Linked DNA regions of Homo sapiens: region 1 is linked to region 2. Evidence: chromatin loops called from intact Hi-C (ENCODE). Cell type or tissue: Caco-2. All regions are shown on one strand. Links, peaks and the distances in the headings refer to the core of each region. The heading gives the core; the rest is flanking DNA.

Region 1 (2,806 bases), core at 135-2,634, 89 kb before region 2:
TGTAAAAGGAGAAAGGCTGCGGTTCCCCAAAGCATACAGGATATCAGGTTGCTCCCAATGTGCTAGCTAAGGCTAAAGTATGAGGTTCTCCAGTGCAGGTCACAGGGCAAACAGGTGAAGCTCTCAGTCACTTGGGTGCAGAGTGGCAGCTTCCCACACCTGAGGCCATTCTATCCCACTACTCCTGCCTTCAGCCCTGCTGTTTCAGCAGCCCTAATCATCAGAAGGTTGCATGGGCCCAGGTTGCACAACTCAGGGTCCCTTCTAAGACCTCTGAAGTCACCCACCCCAAATTCTTCCCCATCCATTCCTAGTACATAGTTTTCCAAAATCTCCCTATAGGTAGCCTGTTTCATCTTTCGGGGACTTTGATGATTAAGAAATATTTTGGGTCAAGGTGTGGGCCAAGGTATGTCTCCCTGTAACTTTTACCATTGGTCAAGTTCTGTCCTCTGAGGCCTCCTGTGACAAGTCTGCCCTCTCTTCCCTGTGGAAACCCACCAGGCCTTCGGTGACAACAGGCAAGGCCTTATGAAGTCTTCTTCTGGGTAAGGAACTCTGTTTTTTCTGATGGCATGGTTTTCGGCTATCTTACTCTCCTGGCCTGTAAATTCTCCACATTGCCAAACACGACATGAGACTTGGGGGATAAAAGATGTAGGTTTGAGTAGTGTGTCCACCAATGGGCTCTATTGCATAACACAGCTAAATTGAAGTTTTTATTTAGGGCGGATAAAATGTTGAATATAAACTTATAAATAATGAAGTGCTGCATAAAGGATTGTTATTACTACTACAGCTACTCTATATTGCTACTAAAAATAACAATTACCCCTACTAAATCAAGAACACAATGCAGCTGTCTTCTGAAACTACAGAATAGGAAAGAGAGCTGTCTTTTGCTTCGTCATTATATTCCTATGCCTTCAGCCTAACACCACTGTCGCTGTTTTGGTAAGCTGTATCTCAGAGTTGGCTCAGCCAGAGCTTACAGGCAACCAAATATTGAAGCTGCAGTTGTATTACACATGCTGCTGTCGGCCTAGGTTTTCCCAGTTCTTGTTATTGTAAAGTTAAGGGATTTACATTTGTCTCTGACATTTCATCATGTTTGTTTCACCCTGTTCAGATACTTTTGGACTATGATTCAGCCATGAAAAACAGTGCTTTCCAATTTTGGCTTCATGTCAGAATCATCTTGGAAAATTTTCTTAGCATAAATATTCCTCCTGAACCCTAGTCTCAAGATTTTAATTAATTTATTGTAGGGTGGGACTCAGGAAGCCATACCTAAAACAAGCATTTTAGGTGGTTCTTATCAGTGAAAGCATGAGGTTCCATCAGCCTGCATTTGGAAATCCAGCGTATACCACAGCCTACTCTGCTCAGTGTCACCTGAGCACTGGATAAACATGGCTTTTCTTTTAGGAAATCTTCTAAAGGGTAAGAAAATATCTACATCAAAGGTCAGGTGAAGACTGTCACAATGTTTGCATTCTGTTAATGTTGTACTTTCACAAGTCATTTCCTTCCTCATTCTCTAAAACAACGTAGATACAGCAACCTACAGATGAGCAGGACATAGACACAATGCTCCCATATGCCACTTTCTTTCCCACCAGGCAAGGTCGTGCCTTCTCATATCAGAAGTGTGCAATCCGGCCAAAAAGAGCATCCAGACTTAGAGTCCAGAGAAATTGACTGAGTAGGCATGTAAGTTGAAACCAATTTACCATTCCCTATTTTACCAACATTTCATCATTTCATTTTACTGGGAAGCCCCAGAGAGGTGCATTTACTTGCCAAGTTCACACAGTTTCGTCTAAAGTGATACGGGAAGATTCTTTCTGGACTTGAAGGAGCCCTATGTCTTCTTTACTGACTTTGATGATTCATTCATTCAGCACACACATACAGAGAATTCTCTGTGTACTAGGGAAGCATTATGTGTGGGATGGAGTAGAAAGAAATGAGACATAGTCCTTTTTCCTTTATCTCATTCTTGAAGTCCAGTAAGACAAGACCTATACAAAAATAACTGCCCAAGGTGGGCAAGAATGAATGCCATAAAAGGTCAAGAAAAGGAAGAATCACATTTTCTTCCTTCTAAGGAAAAGAGTTCTTTTGATCTTTCAGTTAAAAAAAAACAAAACACTAATTTCTCATTAAAAAATATGCTGCATTAAATCCATAATTATGTCCATGTGATCCCTTCAATGTCATCTCCTACATGGTACAGACCCTGCCATTTTTTAAATTATTTCAATAACACTTAGCATAATACAATGCACACCAAGGACTCACCTCTACCTTCAGTCTAAATCTTTTTATTCTTAAGTCCTGGGCATTAGCACAATTTTGTTACTAAAGACCTTTGAAAATGTCTTAGCTCTGTGACTACTGAATTTCTTCATATGGATCTACTTTAAAAGGCTTTCCCCACATTACTAAGGCTGTGGTCTAGTTCTTATATACCACTTGAACAAGAGCCTTCTTGTTACATAAATCCAGAGATCATTCCTCTAAGCCCCTGACTCATTGTTCTCACAGCTAGGCATTTCTGAAAACAAGATGCCATTTTGTTTCTAGGGTCAGAGCTCAAATCTTTATTGCCTCTGGTGAGATGATATTCTGTTCGCTTTCCTCCATTTAAGTATATAACATACCCTAAAGTATGTGCTAATTAATACATCTGTTTGTCTTACAAAGCAGTCGAAAAGCATGTATTTAAACTGTGATTCACATTTTCCCTTTCAGCCCGTCTGCAGATTTTTGTGCATGAGGAGCCTGATTACATTACTATTTT
Region 2 (2,806 bases), core at 136-2,635:
TGTAATGACCCTTTGGATAGACCAAGTAGAAGCTGCTTTTAGGACACATGATTGGACCATTTCTAGATATCTGCCTAATTTGTAAATGAAAAATATGTAAGCTACACAAGGAGCACTGACTCGTCTAAAATCTTAACGACTGACTGATTTGGGCTTGGGGTTTGGGGCTTGGGTCCTTCATGCCCTGATCAGAGCTGTTTATAGCTTGAAGACTTCCTGGGGGTGAGAACAAGCAACCTCTTGGTGCAGTCCAAAGCCAGGAAATGGGTGACGATTTTGAAAAAGGACTCATCTGACCTCCAGAAAGCCTTTACAACCAACAGTAGAACGAGATCACTAAGAAACAGAACCACCGGGAAGCCAAGATGTGGTACTTGGATTCCCATCTCGGAGCACCTCCTATATCCCGACACACCATTTCCCCTAGTGTCTGATCTCTCTTTCTCCTCCTTTAATTCAGTCTGGAGTCATTTTAGATCAGATTCATTCCTGATTGGCTTCACTGCTCCAACTTAGTCATCACAGAACCTTAGGGTTGGAATCCATGTTACAAGTTAAACTGAGCAATTCACCCCCACTTTTCCTGACAACAGTGTTCTCTTGAGAGTCTGGTTTTATTCTGAGTCTTCCAGCCCGGTGTCTGTGCCCATGAAGGACTCATGCCAAATTACATTCTCAGGAGGACTCCCAGACCAAGAGACTCTGGGCTTGGGCGTGAGAGACTTGGGGCTGTTCTTTTTCTTTTTTTTTTTTTGAGAAGAAGTTTCACTCTTATTGCCCAGGCTGACATGGAGTTTCACTCTTATTGCCCAGGCTGGAGTGCAATGGCACAGTCATGGCTCACTGCAACCTCCGCCTCCCGGGTTCAAGTGATACTCCTGCCTCAGCCTCCCAAGTAGCTGGGATTACAGGCACACACCACCATGCCTGGCTAATTTTTGTATTTTTAGTAGAGACCAGTTTTCACCATGTTGGCCAGGCTGGTCTTGAACTCCTGACCTCAGGTGATCCTCCCGCCTTGGTCTCCCAAAGTGCTGGGATTACAGGTGTGAGCCACTGTGCCCGGCCGAGAGGAGTTGTTTTGAGACTCACCTGCCATCATAGGAACCATAGCTTAAATTCTTGTGACCTTTTCAGGTGCATCTCCCAAAATATCTCCCCTCCACCAAATTAATGATTTATTTCATAAATTTAGTTGCATTCTGGATGGTCTCATTCTTAAGATGAGCTTAAAGCCTTTCAGACCAGTCACTTCCTTGTTTGGGGTGGAGGAGGTTTTTTCCTGGAATAGGACAGTGTATGGAAGGGTTGAGAATCCACTTCTTTAGCGGTTAATAATTTACTCCGAGTAAGGAATTCTTTGTTAAAGTGGGGCATGTTCTTCAAGTGCCAGAGAAGAGAGAAGGGTGATTTTTCTGACATCCTCCAGCCTGCTTCTCCATATTTGGAAATGTTTACCCACCAGGCTGATCTATTGGAAGAGAGGGAGGTGACTCAGGGTTTAGGAGAAGCAGGATTTGAATTCTTGTTTCCAGAAACAAAGTCGTCCCCCCACCCTGCCCCCACCCTTCCCCCTTCATTCCTCTGTCCCTTGTTCTGGAAGCTGAGGCGAGAATGTCTCAGTTCTGTTCCCTTCAGGCTTCGAGACCACCGCCTTGCTGTGTCCCGTAGTGGACTGAGGGCCTGCAAGAGGGAGTGAGGGCTAGTGGAGGGCCAGCTGCCTGTGGGGGCTGGACATCGTGTGAGTACATCATTACTGCCATTTCTGCTCACAGACCTGGGGCTTACAGCCTGTGGGCTGGCTCACTTGCATGGTGATGGGACACGTTGCTGGGAGTGCTGGTCACTTTTATTTGGGGGTGTGGACAGCTGCTTTCCCAGGGGAGTACTTCTTACAGTGGGATTTCAAGACAAGATCGGCCTGAAGAAAAATTATATTTGTATATTTTTTAAAAAGTAGGTATTTCCTCTCATCTGAGGCCTAACTTGAGTTGGGTAGAAAGACAATTTGGGAGTGCTGTTGTCTGATGATTAAGGCTAAAGCAACAAGCTGGAAGGGATGTCGGGATGTCTGTGGACATGTAGGGAGGGGTAGTTTTAGCTTGAAAACAGTTATGGTGGGATTTAAGAGTATGCAAAATGTTGATGTGTAGCATTTGCACAGCATCCACGGTCTGGAATACCTTGTGTGCAGGTCACTGTGTAGATTTGATGAGTTGTCAGAGTTGGAAGAGTCCTGCAGAGTTTTCAGCACATCTGTCTAATTTCACAGTGTGAGATAATGGGCAGCAGAGACCCAGGCCCTGAAGACAGATGGCTCATTATGTGGGATTAGAACCCAGATCTTCTCTCTCAGTTCGTTCTCCTTCCCCTAGACTTAAGCTGCCCCCTCTATTGCGAGATGAGGAAATTGGGAGATGTTAGAACTGTCCACACTTACTAATCTAGTTGGTGGGAAATTGAGGACTAGAACCTACTTCTAGTTCAGACCTCTTCCCGTTAGGATATATGGGCTCAGATGCCTAGATTTGTTGTTTTTGTATGAGGCTCTTTTCTTTTCTTTTTGTTCTTTGATTTTTACTTACCTTTCCCTTCTTTTGTTCATGTGAATGTCGTATGAATGCAACCTTCTGCTCTCCTTTGCTCCCTATATCTTTCTCTTTCACGAAAGGGGATGATCACTTGTCCAAAAGGCAGAATGAATAGTGTGGAACTTCCTTTCTATCCATGGAAGTGAAAATTATGCAATTTTCCCTGAGAGAAATTCAGCAAGGCTTCCCATCTGAGCCTCTACCACTATTCTTGA

What was found. A loop is a pair of places that touch in the nucleus more often than their neighbours do. Peaks named below come from ENCODE experiments on the same cell type or tissue, not always from the same donor. Only the 100,000 strongest peaks of a DNase experiment are listed, where the experiment ranks them.
Region 1: a loop joins it to region 2, with 5 times the contacts of the local background. A loop is called at or near these places in 1 of 110 quality-filtered maps.

What each region holds. Positions count from the first base shown.
Region 1 is chr3:188,121,851-188,124,656 of GRCh38, forward strand. No RefSeq gene overlaps it. Among named protein-coding and RNA genes, the nearest start is that of LPP-AS2, 31 kb to the right of the region's middle. In Caco-2, for the core only: no CTCF peak of the experiment used is centred there; DNase peaks (open chromatin) are centred at 1,371 and 1,631.
Region 2 is chr3:188,211,091-188,213,896 of GRCh38, forward strand. All of the region lies in intron 1 of LPP (LIM domain containing preferred translocation partner in lipoma), which reads left to right. Among named protein-coding and RNA genes, the nearest start is that of FLJ42393, 34 kb to the left of the region's middle. In Caco-2, for the core only: no CTCF peak of the experiment used is centred there; a DNase peak (open chromatin) is centred at 1,471.